Regions from separate parts of the Homo sapiens genome. Here region 1 is linked to region 2. A link is a loop called in an ENCODE intact Hi-C map of the cell type or tissue named here. Cell type or tissue: GM12878. All regions are shown on one strand.

The links. A loop is a pair of places that touch in the nucleus more often than their neighbours do. Peaks named below come from ENCODE experiments on the same cell type or tissue, not always from the same donor. Only the 100,000 strongest peaks of a DNase experiment are listed, where the experiment ranks them.
Region 1: a loop joins it to region 2, with 2.6 times the contacts of the local background. A loop is called at or near these places in 2 of 110 quality-filtered maps.

What each region holds. Positions count from the first base shown.
Region 1 is chr12:130,571,470-130,579,469 of GRCh38, forward strand. All of the region lies in intron 2 of RIMBP2 (RIMS binding protein 2), which reads right to left. Among named protein-coding and RNA genes, the nearest start is that of RIMBP2, 140 kb to the right of the region's middle. RefSeq lists an enhancer at 5,470-5,639. In GM12878, no CTCF peak of the experiment used is centred here; a DNase peak (open chromatin) is centred at 3,092; H3K27ac peaks cover 1,794 bases.
Region 2 is chr12:130,713,339-130,721,338 of GRCh38, forward strand. RIMBP2 (RIMS binding protein 2) reads right to left here and starts at 2,961. Exons shown (of 23, transcript NM_001393629.1): 1 at 2,884-2,961. In GM12878, no CTCF peak of the experiment used is centred here; DNase peaks (open chromatin) are centred at 3,281 and 3,753; H3K4me3 peaks cover 3,686 bases; H3K27ac peaks cover 2,905 bases.

The sequences.
Region 1 (8,000 bases), 140 kb before region 2:
AGTGCAATGGCACAATCTCGGCTCACTGCAACCTCCGCCTCCCAGGTTCAAGCGATTCTCCTGCCTTAGCCTCCCGGGTAGCTGGAATTACAGGCGCCCGCCACCATGCCCAGCTAATTTTTATATTTTTAATAGAGACGGGGTTTTACCATGTTGGCCAGGCTGATCTCGAACTCCACAGTAACCTCTTAATGCTCAGACAGTTGGCACCACCTGCATACTCAAGACCCTCCTGTGCCGTCCCACCCCACTTGGGACAAAACGGGAACCTCACTGTGGCCTCCAAGGCTGTTTGTATCTGGCCCCCATGGCCTCTCAGACCTGCCATCTGCTGTGTCCCCTTCACTCACTCTGCTGCCCCACACTGGCCTCCCTGTGGCCCCCTCACACACCCAGGGAGCCCACCTCGGGGCTGTACATGCTGCCCCTTCCCACCTGGACACCCCTAGAGCCCCCTCCACCCTGAGCACCGTCCCTGGCTGCACTCAGATGGTCGGCCTGTCCCGGCGCCCTCGGTCACCTCTACCCCTTCGCTGCTCCTGCACAGCTGCATCCATGCCAGCCTTAGCCATTGGTGTATCTACTGTTTGTCTCCCAGCTAGCAGGTGCTCTGAGAGCAGACTCACTTCAGTTCCCTGCTCCACCCCCAGTGCGTGAAACAGCATGGCCAGGAGTTATGAGGAAGGCCGGGGATGAAGGAAACTTAGCACGGGTGACAGGGACAAAGCGGCCGGAAAACCCACAGACGTGTTAGGAGGAGGGGCCTCCCACTGCACGCACCACGGAGGTCCCAGCTACTTGGACACATCAGCAAAAGATGCCTTTGAAGACCCAGGCGCTCCTGAGTCCCAAATGCACTCACAGTAACCCCAAACATGGAATCACCCCCGCAACCAGCAGTCACAAAAAACCCATTGATTTTCCTTCTTCCCGGCTCGCATGAGCATCAGGTATAGAAGGGACCTTCCTTGGACACTCGGCTCCCTGGGCCTGACGGTGGACTCATCCTTTACAAGGCGGCTGGAGACGACCTGATTCTTCCATCCCTTTCCCCTGTGTGCAGGTTTTACTGGGCTGCGTGAACTTGCTGGATGATTCTAGAAAGCTGACAGGGGCAGGGATGTGACACCGATTTCCACAGCATGATGTGCTGTTATAGAAAGCACTGCTACAAAACAGACACAAGAGATGCAAACAGAAGAAGGCAGCTTATGCTCATTCGAGTTAATTAATCCAGAGGCTGTGCAGGGACTCACAGGGTTTCTCGGTGGAGAAGGGGCACTGCTCTGGGGAACGCTGGCACACAGCCAGCGCGTGTGCAGCAGGACGACCTGTATGCACTGTCACCACGGGACGGGGCCAGAGGGATGCACCCACCAACTCAGGGGACAGGTGGAGCGAGGCAGGAGCCAGGGTAGGAGCAGGGTCAGGAGGGCTGTGGGAGCTGTGAGGAGGGACCCAGATTCCGCCACAGGGCATCCTTCCCCCCGGGGGGACAGAGCTGTCCACGGCAGCTGCGAGTGACGAAGCCTTCTTCCCACAGCCACTGCTGGCTGCAGCCAAGCAGATCCAGTTCAAGTGCCCAGCGCCTGCCCCAAAACGTGGTCAGACCACAAAGCAGACATGGCAGCCTTTGAGAAATCAGTGAAGCAACACTGCAGGCCCCCTATAGCAATGGCTTCATCCCAAAAAAAGGTATATATGTATTTATTCTATGTATCTATACTTATTCTATATTTATTGCATACTTCATGTATATTATATTTTTATATTTATATATTGTAAATAACAAAGTAAAAGACTCGGAGCATAGAGACGATGATTGCAAAAATAACTGTTGGATTGCAGTAGGATCAGAGGTCAATATTTTTAAATGTTCTTTACTGTTAGTATGATACTTTTAAAGACAGATAAGTGTTCGCGCGTGTGTGTGCGACTGTGTGCGTGTGAGTGTGTGCGTGGGTGTGTGCGTGGGTGCGTGCGTGGGTGCATGTGGGTGTGCAAGTGTGAGGTGCGTGTGCTTACTGGAGATATAGACGTGATCAGAAAGTGAGCTGCATAAATGTATTAGCGATTCTCTGAGCTGGGTCTAATTAGACATTGGTGATGGGTCTGAACAGTCTTTGAAGTTCAGAGATGTGACTCTAGGACAGGGCAGGGTGGGCTGACCCCCACCTGGGGGGGTGATGGCTGTGTCTGGTCCTCAGTGACAGGGGTAGCCAAGGACATGGGTGCAGGAGTGGGGCAGGAGGGTGCAAGTGGAGAAACGCAGGAAGCCAAGTCAGCATGACACAGCCGAGCTGCCAAACTTTGGGATGTGGGTCATTTTGAAAGCGCTCTAGGCTGATCCAGGCCTGGAGCATGGCTGTCCACACAGAAATCCCATCCCCAGCAAGTTCCCCCAACATGCTCCCCTCCAGCTCACTTTCCAGCCTCCACCCACATCCCTGCAGGCACACATGGAATTCAGAAGTGAAGAAGGGAAAGAGTTGCCAATTCTGACGGGAAGGAAAATGGCAAGCAGAGAACTAAGCAGCTGGGTCTGTCTCCTAGAGTGGGTTTTCACATCGAGGGATTATCACCACGCTAAGGGATGGCACGCGGGGAGGTCAAGCTTACTTTCCCCCCTTCAGAGGGATTTAGAGTGAAACATAACTAGCAAACAAGGAAATCTAAATGAGAAAAAATTATCAAACAGATCAAAATAAAACCTTGTCATAAACACTATTTTGTTTCTGGCTGGAGCTAAATAAATGCAAGATGCAGCATTTTGAGAAACAGCAGCAGCTGTCCTGTTGGGGGGGTGGCGGTGGGCGGTGACATCCACAACCCCCATGTTCATCACCGAGGGGGACACCACACACATGGCGAGCTACCTCCTTCCCTAGGAACTCAGCCTCAAGGAGCTCCTATTCTCCAGTCAGCCTAAGAAAACCCCCCACAACAGAGTCAAATTCTCATCTCATTCTATTGCCAATGACATGAGAGAATTCTGGGGCAAGTTATTTCCTTTTAAAGAAGTCTGTGGTTGCCATCATTTTATCTTTTACATAAAAGCTCCCAGTGTGTGTGAGAGACATGGAGATGCATCGCTGAACCTGGTAGGCCGCAGGCAGCTTCCCCTTTCTGGTCTGAGGTCTCACAAGCTCCAGCCATCTGCAGCACATCAAAGTTCAAACGGCTGGGAGCACAGGAAGACTGAACAGTGGTCCCTGGCTTTTCTCAAGGACTCCAGAGAGGGCATCGGAAGCCCTGAGCAGCCCCACCGCCCACCCCAGGGCTCACAACCCCTCTGCCACCACCTCCTTGTGCTCTAGGCACTGTGGCCGTCACCCACTGCTTGCCAAGCCTGGTTCCCTCTGTCCACTCACAGGGAAGACAACTTCCTAGACCCCTTCATTAGCTAGGCCCATGCGGCCAGGTCTCACCCATGCGTTGTGAGCAGAAGACCTGAGTGCTGATGCCCTGTGCCAAGTCCTCCAGAATCACACCCCCCACCGCCACCCCCACCCCCAGACGCCCTGTGCCAAGTCCTCCAGAATCACACCCCCCACCCCCACCCCCAGACGCCCTGTGCCAAGTCCTCCAGAATCACATCCCCCAACCCCACCCCCAGACGCCCTGTGCCAAGTCCTCCAGAATCACACCCCCCACCCCCACCCCCAGACGCCCTGTGCCAAGTCCTCCAGAATCACACCCCCCAACCCCACCCCCAGATGCCCTGTGCCAAGTCCTCCAGAATCACACCCCCCACCCCCACCCCCGGCAGTAGCCTACAATGCTCACAGTACTAGAGTTGCTGGGGTCCCTGAGGAACAACAGTGAACAGAAGTTCCCACCAACCCAATGGACATGCCGCAGAGGCAAGAAACACACTTGAGAGGTTGGGGGCTGTTTGCTGCTATGGTGTGAGTTAAACTCTCCAGGCAGATATAGGAATAGAATTCTTCCCCTCCAACCCTTTTAAGCAATATTCATGTGACATTTCCATCAAAGTAAAGCCAAGTCCCCATCAGTGAACACATCTCTTTCTACTTTCACCAACGTTACAGTGTATGCATTCACCTATAATAACTACGTGACCCATTCCTGCCTGCAACTGTCGGGCCCTGTTCTAGGCACTGGGGATCCAAATGTGCATGAAACACACAAAGCTTTGTTCTCCTCGTCGTGCAGCGTGCTACCTAGCACATAGATGCAACATGCTAAGTAGTGATAAGCACTGTAAACACAAAGCACCATGAAGGGGATGGAGGATGAAGGAGACAGAGTGGTCAGCAGAGGCTGCTCAGATGTGGCTGCCCTGGAGCCGCTCACATGGGCTCACAGGAAGATCTCCTCCTAAGTCGTGTCTGTTGAAGTCATCTGGTAACTTGAAAATAATCGTGGTGGAAATATTTACACTGTGGGAATGGGCAAACTGCACAGCAAAATGTTCTGGGCTTTTTCTTTACTTCCCCGGAAAGCTGGTTAACAGGACACCCCCGGATATTTGAATTCAGAGCAGAGGAGAATGAGGGAGTGAGCTGGGTGGCTCTTTGCAGTGAGGAGGAGCATGGTGGACAGAACAACTGCCAGTGTGGAGACATCACAGTGGGAACTGTGTACTCTGCAGGGAGGCTGGTGCGGGGGGACCGTTAGGCAAAGGGGCTGCGGACAGGTGAGGGGGAGGAGGGGGCTGCAGATCGTACCTTGTAGGCCACGGTAGGAACCTTGCTTTGTATCCTGAGCATGAGAAGACGTCTTTTTTACCTTTCTGTATCTTTTAATGTGTAACCAAAACCACAGGCCCAAAGCAAAAACTACAAACAGGAACGGAGAGTTTCATGACCATAGACATGGGCATTTGCTTCCAAGAGCAATGGCCCTGCATGCTTTGAGAATCGCTGTGAGCTGTGCTTCTAGATCCTCAGCAGGTTGGCGCATGACCCTCAGAGCCCTAAACACACTACCCGTGGGCAGCTGGCAGGTGGCCAGCTGCATGCCGGCATCCAAGCTGTGCGGGCTAAGTATCTCCTCCCGCGGGAAGCAGATGGCCCCTGCATGTGCACTTGCTCATACCCAGAACCAAAGCAATCACCCAGGAAAGAGAATCAAGCCAGACTATTCAGTCCTCCCAGCCAAGTGGCTGGTAAACCCGAGCCTCCCTGGGTCTGGAAAATGGAGAGATGAGGATGAAGCACGAGCTGGCAGGACAGGGAGGACGGCAGGGAGTCCTTAGCACAAACTGCCAGCAGCAGCGAGGAGGAGCCCCGCCGAGCGCCGAGAGGCATATGTGCGCACCACATGCCACAAACACAAGCTCCGAGTCCTAAACGAATCACACCAGGATGGAGATTGCAGGATGGCGTGTTTCCATCGCGTGTCCAGGCGCAGTGCCTGGGAGCAAATATCTCCATGTAGAAAGAGACCGACAGTGTGGCAGGAGTCGCGGGGTGGAACAGGAACTTCTGGACAGAGATGGGGACAAAGAGAAGCGAAGGGGATGGCCCAGACCTTCACAGAGGAGACAAAATGTCCCGGCTGCAGCCTGAGGTTTGCAAGGTCACCATGGGCTGCGTTGAAGGATTTCTCCTTTCTTGTCTGGTAGAATGACTCACCCCTTTCTCCACTAAGCGCTGTTACTCTGAGCATACACCAGAGGCTCAGGTTCAAATCCAGTCCCCTCTATTCACTGTGTGACCTTGTACATGTGCCTCAAGCTCTCTGCACCTGTCTTCTCATCTGTAAAACAGGGATGGTAACGGTGCCTGACTTACAGGGCAGCTATGGTGACAGATTTGATTAGAACCATATGTGGCTCACTGGGTGGAAAATGGTGCCTAATAAACGCTAGCTATAATTATAACTGCCACTGTATTCATCCCTTCTCACACTGCTTTAAAGATATTACCTGAGACTGGGTAATTTTTAAAGAAAGGAGGTTTAAGGGACTCACAGTTCCACATGGCTGGGGAGGCCTCAGGAAACTTACAGTCACAGCAGGTCAAGGGGAAGCAAAGCACATGTTACAAGGCAGCAGGAGAGAGCACAAGCATGCAGAGGAAACCGCCATGTTTGAAACCACCAGAGCTCATGAGAACTCCCTCACTATCGCGAGAACAGCATGGGGGAAACTGCCCCATAATCCAGTCGCCTCCCACCAGGTCCCTCCCTTGACTCGTGGGGATTACAATTCAAGATGAGATTTAGGCAGGGACACAAAGCTAAACTATATCAGCCACGTTATTGCTATTATTATCATCATTATATTGTTATTGTCAATATTATAATTAAAAATGCCTTTATGGTGCAATAAACGGGAAGCTGACATCCCTCCATCTCATTTGAAATTCAATCCCTCCCCACCCGCCAACCCTCAGAGCTAATGTGAAACATCTCTTTAAACAATGGTAATTATGCGAAACAATAGCTATATAGTAACGTAACCTTTGTGGTATACAGGTAACTATATGCCGATTAGCTTGATAGTGGTAATCATTTCACAATGTCTACATCATCAAACACCCTGCCATACATCTTATATAGCTACGGTTTTTACTTGTCAATTATACCTCAACAAAGCTGGGGAAAAAAATATCTTCTCTGAAAGGCAGATGTGAACTGGATGGTTTCACATTAAGCCATTATCACCCAGTAGCACACTGTGGCAAATTATTCACAGGATTCAGAGATTCCAGGAAAGTAAAGGTAGTGCAGGCTTGGAAGCTGATGAGGAGGCATGGGTCAGGGCCTGAGCTGGGGCAGAAGCTCAGAGGATTCCATCCATCCACTTCTGAACCTTCCTGTTCTCTGCCTCTACTGGCCTCTGGTCTACCCAATGCCTTCTGCCCCGTTTCCAGAATCATCTTTCTCAAGCATCATTCTGGATGGCTGCTGCTCTGCCCTAGAATCCAACATGGCTCCCAGCTGCCAGCAGTACAAAGTGCAAACCTGCCTGACATCCAAGACCTTCTGCAGCTTTGCCCCTGCCTCACCTGTCCAACCTCGCCTTGACCTGACTCTCCAGCTGCATCTTCAGCCATGCACAGACCTGTTCTCCTGGCCCCAGTCGTACATGCCTGTGTTCTGTTTCTCGATCATAGCAAACTTGCTCCAGCCTTGGGGCCTGTGCACTGTGGGCCCCTCTGCCTGAACAGGCTTCCCTTGGATCTTCACGTTAGCTCATTCCTTGACATTCAGCTCTCAGCGCAAATGCCCCCTTCTCAGAGACTTCCCCTCGCTACCCAACGACCGAGTCCCTCACCCTGCCCCGTCTCCACACTTGGCTTGTGCCTTCCACTGCACGCTCCACTATCTGAAGTCGCAGGTCCTCATCTGGAGCCCTAGGGCTGAACATGTGCAGAGATTCAGAAAGGCTTGGATTTATAAGATGTGCACCAAACATAACTAATGCTCCCAGTGGTGTCTGACACCGTCTTTCATTATTAAATATATTCATAGTTCTGCGGTGAAATATGTAAATACAAATCAAGTGGGATTAAAAAAAGATGAGAAGTTGTCTCACATCCATTGGTTCAGATTTCAAGGACAAATCAGTTATTTCTCAGGATCTTTTGGTTTTCAGGGCCTTTTGAATATCAGAGTTGTGAGGAAGGGGTGGGGCATCGTAGCCTGTTGCTTCAGTTGTTTGTTCTTGGTCTGGTGCAGAAAAGAGCTCACACGGCACGTCTGAGCCCCGCTTTTGAGGAAGGGCTGATTGCAAGCCCGGCTGGTTGTGCGATCTTGGATCAGGAGGGCTTATCCCATTCCCTGGCTAATAAGAGGGTTCACAGTGGCTGGCCTTTTCTAGAAACAATGTGGTTTGGACTAGGTGTCTGCTTTCCTTATGAGAGCCTGGAATTTTGGTACATGCTGGGCAGAGGGTGCCGACGTGACCAGTCCTCAGTAAAAACCCTGGGCCCTGACTCTCTGATGAGCTTCCCTGGTAGATGACGTTTCACACCTATTGTCACAACTCGTTAGGCACGTCCTGTGTGACCCCACTGGGAGCGGCTCTT
Region 2 (8,000 bases):
GAGATGCAGGTGTCCTCAGCTGGTTGCCCTTTGCACACAAGGGTGGTGGCACCAGCATCACCAACAAGAGATGCAGGTGTCCTCAGCTGGTTGCAAGCCTCCTCCCACACCATAGGGGATCAGACAGCTTTTCAAATGGGTGAAAGTCAAAAGAGAAACTGAGGACATAAGCCATGCACTACCACTATCTACACGGGATGAGGTAAGTGGAGAACAGAGTTTTCTGGAATCAGCAGCTCTGCTTGATCAACAAGAGACCAGCACAGCCGATCCGGTTCTCCCCCGGGTTCCCAGCACCACGCGGATTCCAAACCTTGGGGCAGAAGTGGGAAACACTGAGACGTTCAGCCGGCAAGTCTCCGCCCACCTGGAACAGATGCTCATTGCCGTGCCCTAGGGAGACTCCCGGACACAAAGGAAGCTCCCGGGTCAGGCCCTCTGGTCCCTGAGGTTTGGCACTTGCGGGTCTAGACCAACCTATGAGGCGTGCACTCAGCTTCATGTATGACCTCAGCCAAAGGCCAACAGAGAGCTGGCAACATGCCCCAGAGATGCGTAAAGCGCCTCCTGGTCACGCTGTATTCAAGGATCCTCAAAGTGGGGTCCCTGGATGCCTCCACCTCCCCTGGGACTGCGTGGGAATGCGGATTCCCGGCTCCTCCCCAGACCTGCTGGATCAGAGGTTCTGAGATTTGTAGCCCCTTAACCCACCCGCCAGGATGCCAGCGCTCACCAACGTGTGAGAATCGCTGCTCCAATTAAAACTTCAACCAGACTCCAAAAATACAAACGTGGCAGGGGGTGGATTTGAAATGGAAAGCGAAGCAAGCTCAGGAAAGAGCCAGCTCCTGCCTCTCCTCCCGCCCCCTGAGCACATGCTGGTCTCTTCCAGGCGCCAACAGTGCATGGGGCCAAAGAGATGAAACTGAAAGCTACAGTGTAGGGCCCACCGCTTGTCTTTTCATCTTCATGGCCAGGAGCTCTCAGCCCGGCTGCACGCTGGCCTCACCTGGGAGGCTTCTCCACCACCCACGCCCACCCCCGGACTCTGCAGGCTTGGGGTTCTCTGCCGGGCTTGCAGCATGGGGGAGGCCGGCTGCTATGCCCCGGGGAGGGCTGCGTGGCGCCTGCCTCCTGCGTGGGGGGCGGCCCCCATAGCGCCAGCATCTTCCTGTCTCCCGGGCACGTGGGCAGTGCCACCCTCTCCCTGACCCAGTTTGCCATCCTCTAGGAAGGGGCACGGGGGAATAGCCGCTGCCAGCGCCTTCCCTGAAATAACCTGGAAGGGCTCCACTCTGGGCCCCAGGCGGCTGCCATATGGCCACGGCACAGCCCTCGACCCCAGGCACGCCCCACCACCCCCCACTGCAGAAGGGGTGCCCGCCGGCCTTCCCCTCACACCGTGCCCCCAGGGAACCTCCGGAGCCGGTCAGACCCTGCCCATCCCACTGGGAGCTTGGGATCATGTCTCACAGGACAAGCCAAGACCCCACAGCCCAGCGGGGGATGAGTCTGAAGCTGATTCCCGGACAGCCCAGCAAGGCTGGGAGGGAGCCAGGGAGGGGCCATGTGCGTGGGGGAGGTGGTGATTTTTTAGAGCCTTCCCCCACTGTTCCCCTTAGAAACCGGGTGAGTGAGCCTGCACGCCAGCTCCCCTCCCCTGCCCACTCCTGCTCAGAGCCCAGCAGCCTGGCCTGCCGCAGGGCCCAGAGCCCGGACACCTCCTCTTCCCACCGATCTTCCATTTTCAGAGGGAGCCGCTCTCCCTCCTCTCAGGCCTGCTCCATCTGTGACATTTCCCTTCCCTGGACGAAGTGGGGTTTTCACCCTTGTGAGCAGAGTCTCCTTCAGGGCTCCTCCGTGAGAGAAATATGGGGCTGGACAGGGTCCCCTTCCCTCCCTCCTCACTCACCCTAAGAACCTCCAGGGACCCAGAGGCCACGCAGGCACGGAGCCAGCACCCCCGCCTCCCCCGGGGCCAGTGACCAGGCCGGGAGGTGAAGCAGTCCTCCCTCCCTCCGGCCAGCCGCCACCCCGACCTCAGCCAGCGTGCGCTCCCCGGGGACAGGAGGGAGGCTGCTTCCACCGAGGCCTCTGCTGACAGATGTCCGGGCCCCCACCTGGACCTACCCAGACCTAAGCTCCTGGGCGGGTGGTCCCGTACGCGCTGCCTTTCCCGGTGAAATACGGTTTCCACTGGGAGAGTCTGCCCCCGGCCAGCAGCCCGCGCACACTGCTCACACAGGCACACGCATGCACGCACACACTCTGCCGGGGAACATCTGTTTTGACAAACACATTATTCAAGTCAGTCCATGGGACGTGAATTGACAGATTCCTGGGCGCAGCCTGCGGGCTTTGTGCATTTGCACCTGAGCCGAGCTGGGGACTCTGATGTGTTTGTCCCACGTCCCCTTCCCCCCCTCCACCCCGCCCCCAAGAAGACAAGTCCAGGCCCTGAGCCGCTGCTGTCTGAGAAGCCTGGGGCGCACTCCCCAGGCGAGCGGGGCCGTGTCCATCGGGTGCCAAACTTTGCCTGGAGGGGCCTTTCTTAAAAGCCTGGGGTGGGGGCCATGACAGAGCCACAGCACCCCTGCAGCTGACACCCGGCACCCAGGAAGAAGCCCGTCAGCCCTTCCCTTCCGAGACGATCCTGAATTCCAAGCAGCACCGACATGCCAGCAGGGCGAGCCGCTGCTCCCCGCACCCAGCGCCCCCGGACCCCACGCTGAAGGGCATTCTCCATCCGCTGCAAGATAAACTTTGTCTGGGCAAAGAGTTTCCGGCTAACCCCCTGTGATCAACGCCGCTGCAGCTCGGGTGCAGAAAGGCGAGGGGAGACGGGAAGCTATTTTTAGGAGAAAAAAATAAATCTCAGCCTACCTTTAGAAGCGAGCTGTGCCAAGGCTCCGGAGGTTCACCTCGGAGACAACTGCAGTGTACTGTGTCAGATTACAAACTGGGGGCGAGACGGAGGGAGGGAGGAGGGGGAGAGGGAGAGAAGGAGGGAGGGAGGAGGGGGAGAGGGAGAGAGGGAGGGAGGGAGCAGCAGAGGGAGAGACAGGGAGCGAGAGGCAGGCAGAGGCGGCGCCCAGTCAACATTGCAGGGCATTGGTGTGTCTGCACTGCTTGCATTCAGCTAGACATGATTCATTAGTTTTCTGCAGGCAGGCAAGCAGGTCGAGAGGGAGAGAGGGAGGGAGAGAGAGGGAGAGAGAGAGGATCATCCGCCATGCAGCAGTAACCAGAGCCTCTGAAACGTCAGTGTTTGAACGCACACACACACACACACAAATACACATGCACACACACGTGCGCATACACACACCAAGATGGCTATACCCCTCACTGCCAGTTTCTTTCACAGAGCTGTGGTGAAAAGCTCGGACAGAGATGGAGGCAAACAGCTCTCAGCCATGCGGGGCTTGGGGTTGGTGCTTTTCTCTCCATCCCTGGGAAAACAGCACAGGATCTTCCCTGCAGGAGGCCGGGGGTCTCCTGCAACCGACAGGCAACCGATCAGCACATCAAAGTAAAAGCTGCCCTGGGCTCTACTCCAGGAAGCTCAGAAACTCAAGCGCCCTCAGAATTAAGTGATGAAGAGGAGCGACCCAAGCTGCCTGGGTCTTTGCTCTCCTGTCCGGCTCCCCTCCCCACCCCAAGCCTCCAGTGGCCCCGCAGATTCCCCCTTCCCACAGAACTTCAGGTGGTGGCACAGATATACCCGCTACCTAGCAACCGGGTGGTGCAGGAGGGAAAAAACCCTGGGAAACACGCACGGACTTCACACACTTGCTTCCTTCCCTGGGGTAAAAATCCCATGGCTTGTTACTGAAAGGTGCTGAATAAGATAGCTCATGCGGAGGAAAGCCCCTTTGGTATTTTGGGCTCCACATACCCTAATTGAGGCTCTGAGGGCTCCTACTAATGATGGCCCTGTGCAGGGACAAGACTCGAGTGTAGGACACGAGAATTCCAAGGAAGGGCTCACCACGGGTCCTTTGTACAAAAAGGAAGGACTTGTCCCGAGGTGCTTTCTGTTGCTTCTCCAATTAAGGCTCACTTTACAAGTTTTTTAAAAAATGGGCTCCTTAGTAAAACCAACACATCCTACCATCACCGTGGTTTTGCTTGTGATCTTAAAGGAATCGCAAAGGTCTCAAACCTAGACAGCCAGAGGAAACCTCTTCCCAAGACAACTTTTTCAACACTGTGGCAGACGGGTCCAGCGAGTTTTCCCAGTCAGGACTCATTTTGGCCTCCCGGATAGGCTTCTGAATTATATGCCTCTGAATTTGGCTGCAAGACTGGAGGCTTCTTTCAAGCCCCGTGTAGAGTGGCCCCAGCCTCTGTGCATGGAACAAAGAGATACGTGCTGTATCCAGGAGTAGGTGGCAAACCACAGATGATTCCTTTTCACCCTGCAGCAGAGTTATCAGGTCACAGAAACTACAAGACTGCAGAAAATCGTGGAAGGGACTGGTTACCAGATACTCGTACACACATGTTCACAGCTGCGCTGCTCTCAACAGCCAAAGGGTAGAAATGACACAAGTGCCCATCAATGGATGAATGGGGAAACAAAATGTGGCATATCCATACAATGCAATATTATTCAGCCAGGAAAAAGGAATGGAGTATGTGATTCCTGCTACCACATGGATGGACCTTGAGAGCACCATGCTGGGGAAAGAAGCCAGACACAAAGCCCATCTATCGTATGAGCCCATTTTTATGAAATATCCAAAATAGGCGAATTCATAGAGACAGAAAGGAGACTGGTGGTTGCTGAGGGCTAGGAGGAGAGGAGATGAGGAGTGACTCCTTACTGGAGTGGGGTTTCCTTTTGGGGTGGTGAGAACACATTGGAACAAGAGAGAGGTGGCAGTTGCACAAGACTGTGAATGTATTAAATGCCGCTGAATTGTTTACTTTAAAATGGTTAATTTTATGTGATGTGAACTTTACCTCCATAAAAACATATGAAAAGACCGTAGAAAGTGCCTGTGAATTGGGCCCCACTGACCCAGTCTGCCCCTTCCTGACTCCATCTGTGTGGCCTGGAGCAGGTCAGTCTTTTCCCACATCTGTAAAACGATCGTGTCTGCTTATCACATAATGTCTACTTCACGGGGCTCTTCTAGGGGACAAATGAAATATTTGACAGAAGGAAATAAAGCTATTCCCCCTTAGAAAGGATTCAATCTTTTAAAAGGTCATTCAGTGGCATGAAAATGACTCTCCACCTTTGTTTTCTCAGCAGAGAGGAAATTAATTGTTAAGGAATGCCATGGAACATTTAGGCCAAAAAGCCAAGGTTCGAAAACAAATAAGCTGCAAAAAATGTTTCCATTCAAAGATGCTGGGTTCTCCCCATACAGGGCCATTGCTGTCTGCACCAGCCCCACTGAGTCTCTGTCATGGCTGCACTGTCGTCTGCAGTATCCCATGTGTGTGGGGCTGCATGTCATGGGTCTCGGCGTGAGGAGCCCACTTTTTCAGCTGGACAACTTGAGACCAAAGAGTTGACTGTAGCTGCCAAGAGACACATGGTCAAATCATAGAAAGAATGCAGGGCCAGGCACAGTGGCTCATGCCTGTAATCCTAGCACTTTGGGAGGCCAGAGTGGGAGGATCACTTGAGCCTCGTAGTTCAAGACCAGCCTGGACAACGTAGTGAGACCCCATCTCTACAAAAAATACAAAACTTAGCTGGGCATGGTAGTGCACGGCTGTGGTCCCAGCTACTCAGGAGGCTGAGGTGGGAGGATGGCTTGAGCCCAGGGGGGTCAAGGCTGCAATGAGCTATGATTGCTCCACTGCACCCCAGCCTGGGGGACAGAGTGAGACTCTGCCTCAAAAAAAAAAAAAAAGAGAAAAGAAAAAAAGGAAAGAAAAGAAAAATAATACAGGATTCCATTTCTTGGTGTCATGTTCTAACTTCACAAAAATTAGGTAAATTTTGTGCATAAAATACTGAAAAAAATGTAACAAACCAGAGACTTTCATAGGTAACTAACAATCCAGATGAAGCCATTCTGGGCCTGTGAAGAATGAGGATGTATTCAACCCAGCAGGAAGGAGCTAGCCAGTTCTGAAAAATGAGCTGCTGTGGTGGGGACCAGTTTCGGTGATGGAATCAAAAGTGCTGACCCCCTCCAGCGCTTGTCATAGGCAACCTGCTAGCTCTGGACTGCACACAGGCCACACAAAGGCATTGCTACTCATCGGGTCTATTAGGCCGTTAAAGACTCCTGTGAATAAGGCACCATTTGTTTTATCTGGTCCTGGATGGAACGAGTGTTTGCCAGATGTCAGGAAGTGTGAGATGCAAAGCTGCATAATTGCCATTCACAGTTTTCCAGCCCTCCGTATGGAGACAGCACAACTAGACAGTTTCCACTTGGAACTGCTGTCTGAGAAAATGCCAGTCATTTTGTTTGCAACGTAGTTCTGAAGCTTCAGCATTAAAGTGGAATCTCCTGTCGCTGGACAGCTAATAATAGGTCTGTGCTGACACTGACCATCAGCACCTCTGCGGGCCCGAGCTTCCACAAAGCACAGCAAGTTTTCTATGAGGCCAATTCCAAGGCCGGTGGGTAAGTGCAGCCCCCTAAATCCTTTCAAGTAGCCTTTGAAGCTGGGTGTTCACCATAAGTGCAGCACTCAGCTAGGAACATCTCTCGGAAAAACCTGCCCTGTTTACAAGTAGTAGGGTAGTCAGAAAGGTCTAAAAACTAGGCAGTATTGGAGATGACATGATGATCTACCTGGAAACCCAGATGAACCAATCACAGAAAAACTGTTACAAATAAGAATTGAATAGGAGAGGATAGAATAGGTCTGGCGTGGTGGCTTATACCTGTAATCCCAACACTTTGGGAGGCTGAGACGGGAGGACCACTTGAGCTCTGGAATTTGAGACCAGCCTGGGCAACATGGTAAAAGCCTGTCTCTATGAAAAATACAAAAAATTAGCCAGGTGTGATGCCTCATGTCTGTAGTCCCAGCTACTCGGGGGCTGAGGTGGGAGGATCACCTGAGCCCAGGAGGTGAAGGTCGCAGTGAGCCATGATCACACCACTGCACTCCAGCCTGGGTGACAGAGCAAGACCCTGTCTCAAAAAAAAAAAAAAAAAAGGAGAGCTCTAGATATATTCCATAATTGAATAGAATAGTGTATTATTTTAGGTTCCCAGCAAATATATATTTGTATATTATTGCATATTATTTTGGAGGAACAAAAATAATATACAAAAGTCAATAGGTTTCCTATATAAAAGCAATAATCAGTTAGGAAGTATAATGGAAGGGGAAAAAAATTCCATTTATAATAGCATACAAAAAGAAAGGCATGCCTAGAAATGTGTAAGATATATATGAAGAAAACTGAGGAAAAAATAAAAGAAAAATGGAGCAAAAAGAAAAGCCAACCCCACACTTGGAGAGGGTCCTTAAATTTTATAAAATTCTCCTGAAATCAACCTTAACATTTAATATGATTACAATCAACATAAAGCCGAGATTTTTTTCCAGACCTCTGGAAGCTGATTCTAAACTTAGTATGGAAATATAAGCACAAAAGTATAACCCAGACATTTTATTGAAGGCAAGAAAAAGTAATGAAAGAAAACTAGTTTTACCAGACATTAAAATATATTATAAATATATAAATAAAATTGTTTTGTCATGGTACATGAACAGACAGACCCATAGAACAAACTGGGTGGTCCATAAACAAATCCAATTACATATGAGAATTTAATATATGATAAAATAGTATTTCTAATCAATAAGAAAATATAGAATACTCAATAAATAATTGTCAGAATACAGGATAATTAAGGGAAAAAGTTCTTACACATAAGTTAATTCCAGATAAATCAAGTATTCAAACATATAAAAGAAAAATTAGACATTCTAGAAAACTTATGAATTTTTTTCATTATTGTCAAATGAAGAAGGACTTTCTAAGAAAACTCAGGAACAATAAAAGGAAA